Linked DNA regions of Homo sapiens: region 1 is linked to region 2. Evidence: chromatin loops called from intact Hi-C (ENCODE). Cell type or tissue: spleen. All regions are shown on one strand.

Region 1 (8,000 bases), 58 kb after region 2:
TTTTCTCTTCCAGCATCCAACATTGCATTTAGTCATCACATACCCTTTGGTCTGCTCTGATTTGTGGCAATTTCTCAGTCTTTTGTTTTTCATGACCTTGACAGTTTTGGGGAGTCCTGGTCAGGTATTTTGTGGAATGTCCCTCCATTTGGATTTGTCTAATATTTTCTCATTAGACTGGAGTTATGGGATATTTTAAAAATAATGCCACATAGATGGGTGGGTGTGGTAGCTCATGCCTGTAATTCCAGCACTTTGGGAGGCCAAAGCAGGGGGATCACTTGAGGTCAGGAGTTTGAGACCAGGCTGAAACATAGTGAGACCCTGTCTCTCAAAAAAAAAAAAAAAAAAAAAAAAAAAAGGAACATAAATTAGCTGGGCATGGGGGCACATGCTTGTTGTCGTAGCTACTCAGGAGGATGAGGCAGGCGGATTGCTTAAGCTCAGGAGTTTGAGTCCACAGTGAGCTATGATCATGACACTGCACTCCAGCCTGGGAAACAGTGAGACCCTGTCTCTTAAAAAAAAATATGCCACAGAGGTGAAATGCCCTTCTCATGTTATCATATAAGGACCTGGGAAGGTTTGTGATGTATCCACATGACATCACTGATGCAGGATGTTAATCTTCATCACTGGTTAAGGTTGTATTTGCCAGATTTCTTCACTTTTTTTTGAAACAGTCTCACTCACTCTGTTTCCCAGGCTAGAGTGCAGTGGCGCAATCTAGGCTCACTGCAACCTCTAGCTTCCGGGTACAAGTGAGTCTCCTGCCTCAGTCTCCTGAGTAGCTAGGATTACAGGTGTGCCCCACCAGACCCGGCTAATTTTTGTATTTTTAGTGGGGATGGCATTTCGCCATATTGGCCAGGCTGGTCTCAAACTCCTGAGCTCAGGTGATCTACCTGCCTTGGCCTCCCAAAATGCTGGGTTTGCAGGCGTGAGCCACTGCAAGAGAGGGACAGGTGGCCTTCTCTAAAGTTAGTGTTTTTCCCTTTCCATACTCTCTTCTTTTTTAAAGCTTAGCTACCTGCTTTGATTGGAACCCAGTAGGTGATATTGAGATATTTTTGCTTAGGGAGAAGTTTTTAGTGCTGTGTCTGTATGACTGCACATCTACCACTTATTCTCTGGTTTGAAGAACAGTGCCTTTTTATTTTTGAAGTAGGTAATATTGGTGATAGTGAGAGGTTTATGCTTGTGGTTATGCTTGTTGTTATTGTTTCATGTGCTAGTTCTTTGAATATATTGTCTCCTTTCTATGGAAATAATTTGAAGATACCTATTTGTGTTGAGTTTGTCATTTAAAAACATCTTTCTGAGGACTTTTTGAACATGGATTGGCATATAATGGGGGAAAATGGCTTTCTTTCTATCTTTTTTTTTTTTTTTGAGACACAGTTTCACTCTGCCTCCTAGACTGGAGTGCAGTGAGTGGCGTGATCTTGGCTCACTGCAACCTCTGCCTCCTGGGTTCAAGTGTTTCTCGTGCCTCAGCCTCCCGAGTAGCTGGGTTTACAGGCACGCACCACCACACCTGGCTAATTTTTTTTTGTGTTTTTCGTAGAGATGGGGTTTCGCCACATTGGCCAGGCTGGTCTCGAACTCCCAACCTCAACTTATCTGCCTGCCTCAGCCTCCCAAAGTGCTGGGATTACAGACGTGAGCCACCATGCCCAGCCAAAAAATGGATTTTTTTTTTTTTTTTTTTTTTTTTAAAAACAGAGCCTTGCTCTGTCGCCCAGGCTGGAGTGCAATGGCACGATCTTGGCTCACTGCAACCTCCGCCTCTGGTGTTCAAGTGATTCTCTTGCCTCAGCCTCCCAAGTAGCTGGGATTACAGGTGCATGCCACAACACCTGGTTAATCTTTGTATTTTTAGTAGAGACAGGGCTTTGCCATCTTGGTCAGGCTGGTCTTGAATTCCTGACCTCAAGCCATCCACCCGCCCCAGCCTCCCAAAGTGCTGGGATTACAGTAGTGAGCCACTGCTCCCGGCTGGAAAAATGGCTTTCTGTTGGAGTCCATCCAGGCTTCTCTTGTATTTGGAATCCTCTGAGTAATTGTTGTTTGCCCTTTGTTCATTATTAAATGGGCCACTTCACCTTCTAGTTCTGGATAACATTGTTAGCTATATATGGGATCAGTTGGGAGTAGCACATGGATTGGGGTCTTTTATTGTGACTCATAGTTTGTATGTATCAAATGCATTCGTTCTTCTTTCAGGTGTAAAGCTACTCTTAGGGGTTCATATTTGGCCTTTTAAAGACGGAGTTCTGTAACAAGAGTGAACTGTGGCATCAAGGTGTGGGGATTCTGTGTCCCATTTCTTGAGGCTGTTTGCTCATGTCAACACTAGACTACTTCTAGTTCTAGTAGCTCTTCATTAGTGTGAAGTATATTGTTGGCCTTGGGCTTCTTTGTGTTTTTGAGGGAGTCTTTGTGACTTAGTTTGGGGATAGAGATTTAAGCTAGGAGATGAACAAGTAAGGGAAAAGGGAGTGATTCCACAGGATAGATAGAGAACCAAGGCTTGCTTTCTCTGTGTTATTTTCCTTGGGTGGGGTAGGCTCTGGGTTTCTTTTAGCTCTTCATTCAAGCATAGGCTAATGGGTGAGAAGAAATTGGACCCTTCTGTTTATAGGAATGAAAAAATATTCATAGTAATGCCTTGTTTTTGTATTGTATATGTGTGTGGGGGTGGGGGGGTGTGTATCTATAGCTATAGTATGTGTGTGTGTTGTAAATTGTTTATTCATTGATAGGAAGAAGTGTTCTTTTTCACAGGCTTAGTAATGGGTCCTGCCCAAGATCACACAGCTTGGTGGCAGCAGAATTAGGCCTAGGCTCAGTTCTCCTGAATTATAGCTTAGTTTCCTTTTACATCCCACATTTTGTTCCTTTTAACATAAAGGCCTTATCAGGTTTTGAATCAGAGCAGGAAAGTAGATAATAGAGAGGAAGATTAGGTAGGAGAGGCAGGATCTGTTTTTTCCTTTCTTTGCTCTCTAATTTTGCTACACACACAGAGAGAAAACACACACATGCTGTCTCTCTTAGAATGATGTCATTTTTCACCTACAGCTTAACTCAAGACTTACTACTCAGCCTCCCAGGGAACCAAGAAGGAAATGTTTAGAAGTTATAATGGAATTGTTAGGAAACCACATGCCATTTCACTTCACGGAAATCATTTGAACCACCAGCAATCCACAATGGCTGTCTTTGGGAAGCTTTATTTTATAACTAAAGGCTACCTTCTGTCAAGAAACTTTCCTTGTCCTAATCCCAGTGTAGTAGCTACATATATCCTAAGTGTTACTGTTTGGGATTGACAACTGGAATTTTGTTAAGTCCTAACTTCAGTCCACTGTTGGATCTCTAAATTCCCTAACTCAGGCCTGCTTTACAGAGCCCTTGTGAGAGGGTGCTAAGGAGCCTAAGACAACAGCAAGCTTCTTTTATGCTTTCCACCCCCCAGGAGTGGTGAAAGGACATAGGAAGGAGTCTGGGGAACTGTACTACAGCATTGAAAAAGAAGGCCAAAGAAAGTGGTATAAGCGAATGGCTGTCATCCTGTCCTTGGAGCAAGGAAACAGACTGAGAGAGCAGTATGGGCTTGGCCCCTATGAAGCAGTAACACCTCTTACAAAGGCAGCAGATATCAGCTTAGGTAAGACTTTTGCTTCCTGAACAGCTGCTTTTGGGCTCCTGTTCTGCTTACAGTGGGAGGAGATTCTGGACCTGTCAGTAATGTTTCCCTAACTTTTATTATTCCTATGTGTGGCTTCTCAGATGGTGGATGAGCTGTCATTTTCTAGAGCTGCTGCCTTACCTGTTTCCTTCTTAGTACCAAACAGAAAGTCCTTAGGGTTTTTCTGGCCTCCTCAGTTCTATAGGGGACTAAACACATTTCAGTCATGGCAAAGACTAGATAAAAAATATGGCCTTAAAAAGAAGCTTCTTGGCCTCATGGGAAGTGGGGGAAGGAACACTGTGGTGTCTGAATCAGGGTCTGCCCAGTTTCTTGGAGTTCAGGGCCTCATACCATAGAGTTTGACCAACCTGTTTGGCTTATCCTGCCATAGACAATTTGGTGGAAGGGAAGCGGAAACGGCGCAGTAACGTCAGCTCCCCAGCCACCCCTACTGCCTCCAGTAGCAGCAGCACAACCCCTACCCGAAAGATCACAGAAAGTCCTCGTGCCTCCATGGGAGTTCTCTCAGGCAAAAGAAAACTTATCACTTCTGAAGAGGAACGGTCCCCTGCCAAGCGAGGTCGCAAGTCTGCCACAGTAAAACCTGGTAAGTGCTCCTTTTTGCCTCATTCTTCCTTCAGACCATGGCAGAATGCAGGGTCAGCTGCTGGAAAAATGGAGCTTAATATGTGGCAGTGGCCCTTCTGTCCTGCTATAAAGTCGGGGTCCTGCCCAAGCCCACAGGTGATATTCAGGGACAGCTCACTGTATCCCTCCTCCCCCATCCCCTACAGACTCTAGTGCGGGTAGATAGCAAGGCCAGAATTAGCTGAGTGTGGTGGCGGGCGCCTGTAATACCAGCTACTGGGGAGGCTGAGGTGGGAGAATCGCTTGAACCCAGGAAGGCGGAGGTTGCAGTGAGCCGAAATTGCACCATTGCACTCCAGCCTGGGCAACAAGAGTGAAACTTGGTCTCCAGAAAAAAAAAAAAAAAAAAAGAAGGCCAGGACTTGATCACACCATTCTTTGACTACTGTGTGGGTTCTAGGAGGGAAAGGAGAAGTATTGAAATGTAAGCAGATTCAAAATAGGTGTAATTTCTCTTTGCCTGCACCATCTTCTTCCTGGAAATTCTGCTCCCCTCTCTCTTGTGCTTAGGCCCTCTAGCTTTCTCAGACTTCCTATTGAAACATGGCTGGGCATGGTGGCTCACACCTGTAGTCCCAGCACTTTGGGAGGCCGAGGTTGGGGGATCACTTGAGGTCAGGAGTTCAAGACCAGCCTGGCCAACCTGGCAAAACCCCATCTCTACTAAAAATACAAAAAAAGTAGCTATGAGTGGTGGCACATGCCTGTAGTCCCAGCTTCTCCGGAGGCTGAGGCAGTAGAATCATTTGAACCTGGGAGGCAGAGGTTGCAGTGAGCCGAGATCACGCCACGGCACTCCATCCTGGGTGACAGAGTGAGACTCCATCAAAAAAAAAAAAAGTCATATTTCAGTATGCTCTTCCCTCTCCCCATTATCCCCGAAACAACCCCTTTCCAGTCCCTAGCATTCAATAATTAAGAAAGGAGTTCATTCCATCTGTTGTTCATTGAGTCCCTACTGTGACCCAGGCCCAGCTGCTATGGGTTCAGGAGATTACAGAGGTAAAATCAGTCTATTCCCTTTTGGAACTTTCTCAGGCTAGCAAACTGATGAAACTCCATTGATTGTTACATTGTCCTGGCACCAGAGCTTCTTTTGTTTCCTATGTATTTGAATTGTGTCATCTCCTTATCTACCCAACTGCTGCTGTGTTTCAGGGTATTTAAAAACAATAGTTCATTGAATATTTACTGTATGAGGCATAGCACTCAGTACTTCACACATAATACCTCACATACAATCCTTATGAAGTATAGGTGCTAGAAGGAGTTTTCCAGTTGAAGACTTTGAGGCACAGAAAAGTTGGCTAACTTTCCCAAGATGACAAAGTAAGCCAGGATTCAAACTTTGGTGGTCTTCACTTCTAATTCCAGCCTCGTTCATATAACGTCATATTGCCTCTGAGACTGTTTTCTTGCTCCTGGTTTTATTTTAGGGAGGCATGCATGACCTGTCTGTCATCTTAGCCTCCTAATGAACCTACGATTCAGCTTCTCCAGGTCAGGTATCTGTTTTTTTTCTCAAGGACTTATTGGGGGCACTCTTGGCATGGGTGTTCTGGCTGGCTGGTTCACTTACTTACCCAGGTGTTGAAAACTAATTCAGTTGAGGCAGGCTATTTTGATGTGGCACCATCTATGTGTAAAAACACTTTATTACCAAGTATTCTCTGCACCATTCTGGTGACGGTCAGTGATGGGGTGGGAGGATCTATCTACAAGGGGCATTTCTTGATAATAAAAAAGTGTTGGGTTTTTTTTTTTTTCCAAAGGCTGCTTCAAAATATCTCATACCCTGGGGGAAATCAGAGCACGGGACAGAGAAAGTGGGCTGAAGATTTCCAAACATTTTTCACTCTCACCTACTATTTCTTTGTATTAGAACCACCTCTTTCTTCAGATGACCTCAGAAGTATTTGGTGTGGCTATATGAAAACAATACTTGGTTAATTTTCATTTATGAAAACACTGTATACATTATCATGACTGTGTAAAATTTAAATATGTAAATTTCTCTTTGTTGTAAATTTTATCCTAGGCTGTCGGCCATTTAGAATGGTTGGCCATTGGAATGGTCTTTGGTTTCTGGCTCAGATAAGTTCATCAGGACAGTGCCTGCCCATCAGGTCATGCTTGGTGCTGGGGCCTTTTGGTGTTAAGGCTTTTGCTGAGGCAATGGTGTGTATCCCTCTAGTAACTGTGCCCCTGTCCTTCCCAGGTGCAGTAGGGGCAGGAGAGTTTGTGAGCCCCTGTGAGAGTGGAGACAACACCGGTGAACCCTCTGCCCTGGAAGAGCAGAGAGGGCCTTTGCCTCTCAACAAGACCTTGTTTCTGGGCTACGCATTTCTCCTTACCATGGCCACAACCAGTGACAAGTTGGCCAGCCGCTCCAAACTGCCAGATGGTCCTACAGGAAGCAGTGAAGAAGAGGAGGGTAAGGCCTTAGGAAGCCCTGGGAGCTCTGACACATAGGCACTTCTTTCTTTTCCAGTCACTTATGAGCTGGTGGTCCCCCTGTTGTATGTAGAGGAGGCAAGGCAAGTAGCAACTGGGATCTTGGTCACAGAAATTACTCTGTATCCTGCTTTTTAACAGTTTCTAGACTGTTTTCACAAAATTCCTCTCAGTGAGTGGTTCCTGAAAACAATCCTGTGAGGCAGATGGGAGATAGATCTTATCTATTTTATGGATGAGGAAACAAGTTTGGAGAGGTTAAAGGTTAAATAATTGTGTTTTTTTTGTCCACAATAATGACAAACCTGTGACTAGAGCTCTGTCATTTTAGCCTACTGCAACCATCCAAGTCAATCAGGTCTGAATGCCCTGCCATCTTCCCCATTTGCGTTCTATGGGCATCTGCTAGAGCAAACCCATGTGGAGGGTAAGGTTCATTCTCCTGAGGTCTAAGACTGGGACTGTGGGGTGCCTGGTTCCTCAGGGTGATTGCAAAGAAACAGCTTCTAGGCCTTTTCAACTCTTATACCTCTCTTTAACCTTAAATTAAATCTGTACATTGCATTTATTTCTGTGTTGTCTGTTAGTTTTTGAAGGAAGGCTGCAGTGGGTAGAGGTCTGAAAAATGAGTGATCTAGGAGAGGGAATGAGCAGATATAAATGTATACACTGTAAATGTGACTGACAGCAGTATCTGAATGTGTCTGTAAAGGCTAAAGGTCCAGATGGAATGATGTTGTACAAGTTAGAGTTCTGACTAATGTTGTCTTGCAAGAGGGAATTGAATTAGGCAACATGGTTGTCATAATTTGCACCACTGGACATCTGTGAGGGTTGGCATTTCAGGTGTGTGGATGACTCTTTCCTAATTAACCAAAACTATATCTCACCGACTGCAGCCATGTGTAGATATGTACAAGGACATGGAAGGGATGATCAGGGGCAGGCTTTGGTTTGGGAGAGTTGGGCTGTGGGAGTGAGTAGATGTGGTGTGGTGGGATTTCAAGGTCCAGTGTTTGCAACACCTAGCTTGTCAAACAATCAGATAGGCACAGTGGGAATAAGGTATTTGAAGAGTTTCCTGGACAGGAAAATTGGGAGTCTTTTGAGGATTCTGCATAGAGGTGTGTCATGGCATTAAAACAGTGGTCATGGTCATGGGTTTTTTTTTCCCCCTTTTACAATATTGCTGGACTTGAAA
Region 2 (8,000 bases):
GATAACATTATATGTAACAAAAATTCCCCAAGTTACTCATCAGAAATCTTAGAAAGCATGAAGCACAGTATTGAGCAGAGTTGAAGACAGGTATTGGCTGTGAGAGAGAGTGAGACAGGTTTTAAAATGGGCTGAGGACTTTTATCACTATAAAGAGTAGTTTATTTCCTTTTTAATATATAATTATGTAAATTAGAGCCACTGGAATTTTTGAAATTATTAAAGAAAAACACACAAAACAGGAAAAGCTTTTTATTTAAAAACATTTGAACTTAGGAACTTTTTCTCCTGGTGATATGAATTTCCTAGGTCAGAGGACATGCCTTTTAGCCCCAAAGCATCTGTTGCTGCTATGGAAGCAAAAGAACAGTTGTCTGCACAAGAACTTATGGAAAGTGGACTGCAGATTCAGAAGTCACCAGAGCCTGAGGTTTTGTCAACTCAGGAAGACTTGTTTGACCAGAGCAATAAAACAGGTACCAAGAGTGATTTGTCGTTACAGCTCTTCTCCAAAGATCTAAACTTTTACTTTAGTTCTGAGGCTACTGGTTAAGTTACAAAGCATTTTATAGGTTTGCAGACTTGTTTGTGATATGGAAGGAAAACGTGTTTCTAGTAATTAGTGAGAAGGGCTTTTTGGGAATAATTTCCATTTAATATTTTGACATAATTTTCTCTCTTTTGGAAATGAGATGGTGAAGAATAGCTAATACAGTAAATTTAGTATTATGGATACTAGCCATTTTCTTTTTTTCTTTTTTTTTTTTTTGAGATGGAGTCTCACTCTGTCACCCAGGCTGGAGTGCAGTGGCGCAATCTCGGCTCACTGCAAGCTCCGCCTCCCGGGATCATGCCATTCTCCTGCCTCAGCCTCCCTAGTAGCTGGGACTACAGGCACCCGCCACCATGCTTGGCTAATTTTTTGTATTTTTAGTAGAGATGGGGTTTCACTGTGTTAGCCATGATGGTCTTGATCTCCTGACCTTGTGATCCGCCTGCCTTGGCCTCCCACAGTGCTGGGCTTACAGGCATGAGTCACCACACCTGGCTGCCATTTTCTGTTACATGGCTACTATGTCTTCAAATCTTCAATATGATATTAAGCCTAGGTTTTTCATATTCATCTGGGTAACAGTTTACTAACTTAATCTGTTTATTAGTTAATCTGACACAGATAGGAATTTAAAATCTAGCGGAAAGGACATAAAACTTAAAAGGATATAATTTGTTTCACACCTCTTTAACCTCCACCAATCTTTCATTCCACAGCCTCAGAGAGCTAGAAAGCTTGAGTTAATTACCAGCAAAACATATTATGTTGGTTGTAAGGCGGGAAGGGAAGAAGGCTATCTTCCTTTGCTATGCTGTGATACAGGTTGCTGTGCAAGACATTCAGAGGGTCACCGAGGAACCTTTGTTGGTCTCTTACTAAAGTTGTAAGGTTTTATTTAAGAAATTCTTTTACACTGGGATTAATATAGTTGATACTCCATCTATTGCTAAGGGGAAGGGACCAACAAGAGACTCTTCATAGTATAAAACAGTAATGGCTGCTCATAAATCCTTTTACTCCTTTGAGCAGGCCCAAATCTTGAAAACTGCTGCATTTATAACATCAAGTGTCATGTGCATTTTTTTGACTTCTCCCATCTGTATCATGGCATGAGCTTGACTTCACCTAAGGTAGACGTTGGAATAAAAGGCTCATTTGCTGTTTTTTAATAGAAGCATCACAAGAAAGAAGAGCAGCTAAGCAGAAGTATAAGGATTCTGGCTTTTATTTTATTTATTTATTTATTTTTTTGAGACGGAGTCTCCCTCTGTTGCCCAGGCTGGAGTGCAGTGGTGCAATCTCAGCTCACTGCAACCTCTGCCTAGCAGGTTCAAGTGATGCTCCTGCCTTAGCCTTCCAAGTAGCTGGGATTACAGGCGCATACCACCACGCCCAGCTAATTTTTGTATTTTTAGTAGAGATGAGGTTTCACCATGTTGGTCTGGCTAGTCTTGAACTCCTGACCTCAGATGATCCACCCGCCTCAGCCTCCCAAAGTGCTAGGATTACAGGTGTGAGCCACTGCGCCCATCCAGGATTCTGGCTTTTAATCTCCAAGCTTAGATCATGACAGAAAGGACTAAGGAACTCTTCATCAGTTCTTTATTCAAGAAGCCCATTGCGGGGGTGGTTAATGTTCACTCAAGATTTGTGCTATTGTAGTAGTCCATTCGTTGTACTATAATTAGAAAACAATTTCTGCCCTTTTGGAAATATGGAAATATGTTGGAAATATGGATATTACTCTTTGCAGTACTGAATGGTTTTTGGCAGCTCAGTAGTGTCAATCTGAGAAGTGCAACTGGAATTTCTTTTTTTCAGTATCTTCTGATGGTTGCTCTACTCCTTCAAGGGAGGAAGGTGGGTGTTCTTTGGCTTCCACTCCTGCCACCACTCTGCATCTCCTGCAGCTCTCTGGTCAGAGGTCCCTTGTTCAGGACAGTCTTTCCACGTAAGTAAGCCTAAAATAGCTTATGCCAAGGCAGTATGTGCCTGAGAGTCTTAGGCTAAGGCTGAAAGAGGCTAAACTTATCTGCTAGTCTAGAATTCTTTTTGAAACCAAATGGTAGAACCTATGCATTAGAGCTTTGGGGATGAAGAACTGTTGAAGGCAGATAAATCTGTTGTCCCATTTGAAAATTTTATAATAGTAGCCCAAACGTTTCACTAAGAAAGAAAAGGCGCAGTTATTTAGAAAATGTTACACATCCAAAACAAGCATTCTGCTCCTCTGTTTTACTTGCAATTCTTCTCATTTAATAGCAGAGGGTGGAGAATAGGTTGTTAAGTTGACAGTAGTTGGATTTCTTTATGTTAGGGCAAAGAGGTTCGCTTGTTGGTTTTTTTTGTTTAGTTTTAGTTTTCTGATGAAAATGTTCATGGTCTGACTATTATTAGGCAAAAAAATGGAATAATTTTTTTTATGTCTCAAATCTGCAAATGAATTTATTTCCTAGCACTGCTCATTTTGCTTTTAAATCATGATGTCCTTGTGTCTGATCATTCACTTTGCCCTTACTCTCTTTTTGAAAAAGTTCTTATTTTACAACAGAAATGTCTGGTGTGGGAAATAGTTATTGAAGTATTTTTGGTTCTTCCACCAGCCTCAGGTTGCTGTTGGGGAAAAGTGCTGATAAGTATTTATCTGAATGCCTTAGATATTTTTTCCTGTTAAAAAGTAAAAGCAAATACAGAAATGCAAAACTGTGGCTATGGTAAAATAACCTGTGATTCTCTCTTTATATAAAGGAATTCTTCAGATCTTGTTGCTCCTTCTCCTGATGCTTTCCGATCTACTCCTTTTATCGTTCCTAGCAGTCCCACAGAGCAAGAAGGGAGACAAGGTGAGCTCTCTTGATCTGTCTGTTGATCTCAGATTAGAAGAGGAGCAACACTTTTTCTGCCTTGCAAAATGTACTACTTCTTTGTACTTTAGAATGCTTGTGACCTACACAATTCGGTAGGACTCATGTTTGTCTAACCTTTAGGGATGTGACCTACTGTAAAGTGCTGTCCTCAGTTCTTTGCTTTTCCTTCCTTCCTTTTTTTTTTTTTTTTTTTGTCTAACCCCATTGAGAGGTGACAGCGTGCTGGCAGTCCTCACAGCCCTCGCTCGCTCTCGGCGCCTCCTCTGCCTGGGCTCCCACTTTGGCGGCACTTGAGGAGCCCTTCAGCCCACCGCTGCACTGTGGGATCCCCTTTCTGGGCTGGCCAAGGCTGGAGCCCGCTCCCTCAGCTTGCAGGGAGGCGTGCAGGGAGAGGTGCGAGCAGCAACCGGGGCTGTGCGCGGCGCTTGCGGGCCAGCTGGAGTTCCTGGTGGGTGTGGGCTTGGCGGGTCCTGCACTCGGAGCAGCCGGCCGGCCCTGCCGGCCCCCCGGGCAATGAGGGGCTTAGCACCCGGGCCAGCGGCTATGGAGGGTGTACTGGGTCCCCCAGCAGTGCTAGCCCACCGGCGCTGCGCTTGATTTCTCGCCGGGCCTTACTTAGCTGCCTTCCAGTGGGGCAGGACTCGGGACCTGCAGCCCGCCATGCCTGAGCCTTCCACCCCCTCCGTGGGCTCCTGTGTGGCTGAGCCTCCCTGATGAGCACTGCCCCCTGCTCCACGGCACCTAGTCCCATCGACCACCCAAAGGGCTGAGGAGTGCAGGAGCACGGCACAGGACTGGTAGGCAGCTCCACCTGCAGCCCCCGTGCGAGATCCACTGGGTGAAGCCAGCTGGGCTGCTGAGTCTGGTGAGGACGTGGAGAACCTTTATGTCTAGCTCAGGGATTGTAAATACACCAATCGGCACTCTGTATCTAGCTCAGGGTTTGTAAACACACCAGTCAGCACCCTGTGTCTAGCTCTGAGTTTGTGAATGCACCAATCCACACTCTGTATCTGGCTGCTCTGGTGGGACGTGGAGAACCTTTATGTCTAGCTCAGGGATTGTAAATACACCAATCGGCACTCTGTTTCTAGCTCAAGGTTTGTAAACACACCAATCAGCACCCTGTGTCTAGCTCAGGGTTTGTGAATGTACCAATGGACACTCTGTATCTAGCTACTCTGGTGGGGCCTTGGAGAACCTTTGTGTGGACACTCTGTATCTAGCTAATCTGGTGGGGACGTGGAGAACCTTTGTGTCTAGCTCAGGGATTGTAAATGCACCAATCAGCCCCCTGTCAGCACAGACCACTGGCTCTACCAATCAGCAGGATGTGGGTGGGGCTAGATAAGAGAATAAAAGCAGGCTGCCCGAGCCAGCAGTGGCAACCCGCTCGGGTCCCCTTCCACAGTGTGGAAGCTTTGTTCTTTCACTCTTTGCAATAAATCTTGCTACTGCTCACTCTTTGGGTCCACGCTGCTTTTATGAGCTGTAACACTCACTGCGAGGTCTGTAGCTTCACTCCTAAAGCCAGCGAGACCACGAGCCCACTGGGAGGAACGAACAACTCTAGACGCGCTGCCTTAAGAGCTGTAATACTCACCGCGAAGGTCTGCAGCTTCACTCCTGAACCAGCGAGACCACGAACCCACCAGAAGGAAGAAACTCCGAACACATCTGAACATCAGAAGGGACAGACTCGAGACGCGCCACCTTAAGAGCTGTAACTCTCACCGTGAGGGTCCGCGGCTTCATTCTTGACGTCAGTGAGACCAAGAACCCACCAATTCTGGACACACCATCCCCCATTCTTTGCTTTTCTAGCACTAATTCTATTGAGATTTCTGTATTGGCTCAATTTTTAAAAAGGCTCTGAAGGAAAAATTTTTGTTTTTAAAGTTGAACTGAAATGAATTAGTATGGGGAAGAACTGGACTTATTAATAATGGCCTACTTGTTTCTAGCAACACGTGAACACATTTCTGGTGAGAAGGAACCAGCAATTGTTTCTTGTGGTCCTTATAGGTTATTTTTGCTATTAAAATAGTTTTAGCATAAGAATGGTTAAGAGTAGGTGGTAAAAATTTTAACTTCATTCATTTACTCCTTTGACGACTTAGAGATTTTATATTACTTTATTCACAAGAAAGCTTTCCTTTTCACTTACCTAATTTATCTCATTATTTAAGCTTCTTTTGCTCTGACCTAGTCTCCTATCCAGTCATTCAAGATGTTTCTAAGTTCTTACGATTTCTACAAAGCTTTTTCTAATAAATTCTATGATTTTCATCTTTTCACTCTTTCATATACAAGTAATGGTATAATAGTTTTATTTATTGAGCACTTAGTATAGGCAAGGCATTGTTCTAAGGGCATTTCTGTGGTTTTTCTCATTGAATCCTCACAAACATCCTAAGAAGGAGGTGTTATTTTTATCCCCATTTTACAGATGAGGAAATGGAGGCATAGAGAGATTTTTCAACTAATGAGATGTAGAAGCAGAATTTGAACTCAGGCAGCTGCCTCCAGAGCCTGTGCCTTCATCTGTCATGTATATGCCTCCTATTATATCCTTTCTCTGCTCTTGAGTAACATAAAACATAGACATTTAACAGTTTTTCAAATGTAATTTATCAGTGATAGAATTTGATCTTAGGCTTTCTTCTGCTACAAAGTTTGTCTCTGGCTGTTTCTCTTAAAATCAGTTGTAGGTATCCAAATTGACTAATATCAATCTAAGCATAACATGATTAGTGACTGATATCAATCTAAGTATAACATGATTAGGTGAATTAATTCTACAAAAACCCAGGTAATACAAGTGAAGTTTGGTTAATTCTTAAAACAGTTTCTTTTATCTTTTATCTGTAGTGTGAACATTGAAAAAATATAAAAATAATTATATTAAATATACTTTCTCAGGCTGGGCACGGTGTCTCACACCTGTAATCCCAATACTTTGGGAGGCCAAGGTGGGCAGATCACCTGAGGTCAGGAGTTTGAGACCAGCCTGGCCACCATGGTGAAACCCCATCTCTACTAAAAATATAAAAAATTAACTGGGTGTGGTGGCGGGTGCCTGTAATCCCAGCTACTCAGGAGGCTGAGGCAGGAGAATCACTTGAACCTGGGAGGCGGAGGTTGCAGTGAGCCAAGGTGGCACCACTGCGTCGCAGCCTGGACAACAGAGCGAGACCCTGTCTCAAAAAAAAAAAAGCTTTCTCCCTGATTGTAAACAGTCAATATTTATTGTAGAAAGTTTGTTAAGTATATAGGAAATTAATGAAAATAAAAATCACCTGTGATACTACACTCCAGATATAGCTACAACTAGTATATTTGGATATATTTCAGTTTTCAATGCATAAAGTAGTTTTACATAATTGGCATGTTGTGTATATGACTCAGTTTTTTTTTTTTATGTAACAGTGTATTTTCCCTTGTCAGTTATATTTTAGATTTAATGCATTTGCTTAATATGTATGTACATCAGTGTTTGTGAAACTATATGTGCTTTTTGTATTTATTTGTTTTTTTGCTTTTCTCTTAACCTAAAGCCTTTTTTGTATGTAGTGCCTATAACAGCAGGTTTTTAATGTGCTTTGTCATGGCAAGAAAGTTCAAAAGGTGCAACAAAAATACTTAGCACAGCTATGGTAGTATATTAAAGGCCTGTAGCACTGGATCCCAAATTAGGTGTAGACTGGTAAGGTTGAGACTAAGCTAAGCAGCAAAGCTGGGTATTGAGGTTGCAGTTTGGGTAGCTGGTAGCATGAATGTGAATTATGGGGAAAAGGTAAATGTTGTTAGTAGTTTGTGAGTGGTCTAGAGGAAGCCTGGTTGGGGTCAAGTTGTAAGATAGGGGATACAAATGATGAATCAAATACTTAGCTAGCTGGGCTGACTCCAAGCAAGTTCCTGATAGCCTACAGGTGGGTAGTATACTATGGGAAAGCAGTGTTTTGTGTTTTGTGTGTGTGTGTTCCCTCCTAATGTGTGTCAGGATTAGTGTCTTCTCTTTCTTAGTTCTTTGATAAATCAGTGCTGATTGGCATTGATAGATTTTTTTTCTTCATCTGTATTTGTACAGGCATCCATCTCTCTGCAGTTAGCAATTGTTAATGCAAATATAATCAGTTCGTAAATATGAATTATAGATACTGTATTTACCTAAAGTGGTGACAAATTCACTGTCTTTCAAGGCCTGTGGTAGAATATATGATGGTTAAATTAGGTACCAGTAGTTTGGGCTTTTCTACAGGAAATGTGAAAAACTGAGCTATAAAATCAGGAAAGGAGCCAAGTTAATTTAACATTTTTTATGAATGGGTGGGTAGCCCCAGATGCATCCAGTTTTGATCTATACCTAAAAATAGGAGCTTGGACTGCTCCGCCAACCAAAGGAAGTATTGGTAGATTGCTAGGACCCAGTCTACTATTATTCTGTCAGCTTTTCTGAAAAATTACGTCACTATTTTTTTAGAGTGAAAATGTCTGTAGTGTAATTGTTCTTAGTGGTTTTGGAACATGAGTAATATTGATGAGTGATATTTCTCAATTTGTTTCTCCTGTTTTAAACC

What was found. Peaks named below come from ENCODE experiments on the same cell type or tissue, not always from the same donor. Only the 100,000 strongest peaks of a DNase experiment are listed, where the experiment ranks them.
Region 1: a loop joins it to region 2, with 5 times the contacts of the local background. A loop is called at or near these places in 3 of 110 quality-filtered maps.

Annotation. Positions count from the first base shown.
Region 1 is chr15:43,411,898-43,419,897 of GRCh38, reverse strand. TP53BP1 (tumor protein p53 binding protein 1) reads left to right here. Exons shown (of 28, transcript NM_001141980.3): 22 at 3,482-3,673; 23 at 4,089-4,304; 24 at 6,564-6,779. Among named protein-coding and RNA genes, the nearest start is that of TUBGCP4, 45 kb to the right of the region's middle. In spleen, no CTCF peak of the experiment used is centred here; no DNase peak of the experiment used is centred here; H3K27ac peaks cover 1,725 bases.
Region 2 is chr15:43,470,069-43,478,068 of GRCh38, reverse strand. TP53BP1 (tumor protein p53 binding protein 1) reads left to right here. Exons shown (of 28, transcript NM_001141980.3): 8 at 310-476; 9 at 2,375-2,504; 10 at 3,302-3,396. Among named protein-coding and RNA genes, the nearest start is that of TP53BP1, 19 kb to the left of the region's middle. RefSeq lists a silencer at 624-865. In spleen, no CTCF peak of the experiment used is centred here; no DNase peak of the experiment used is centred here.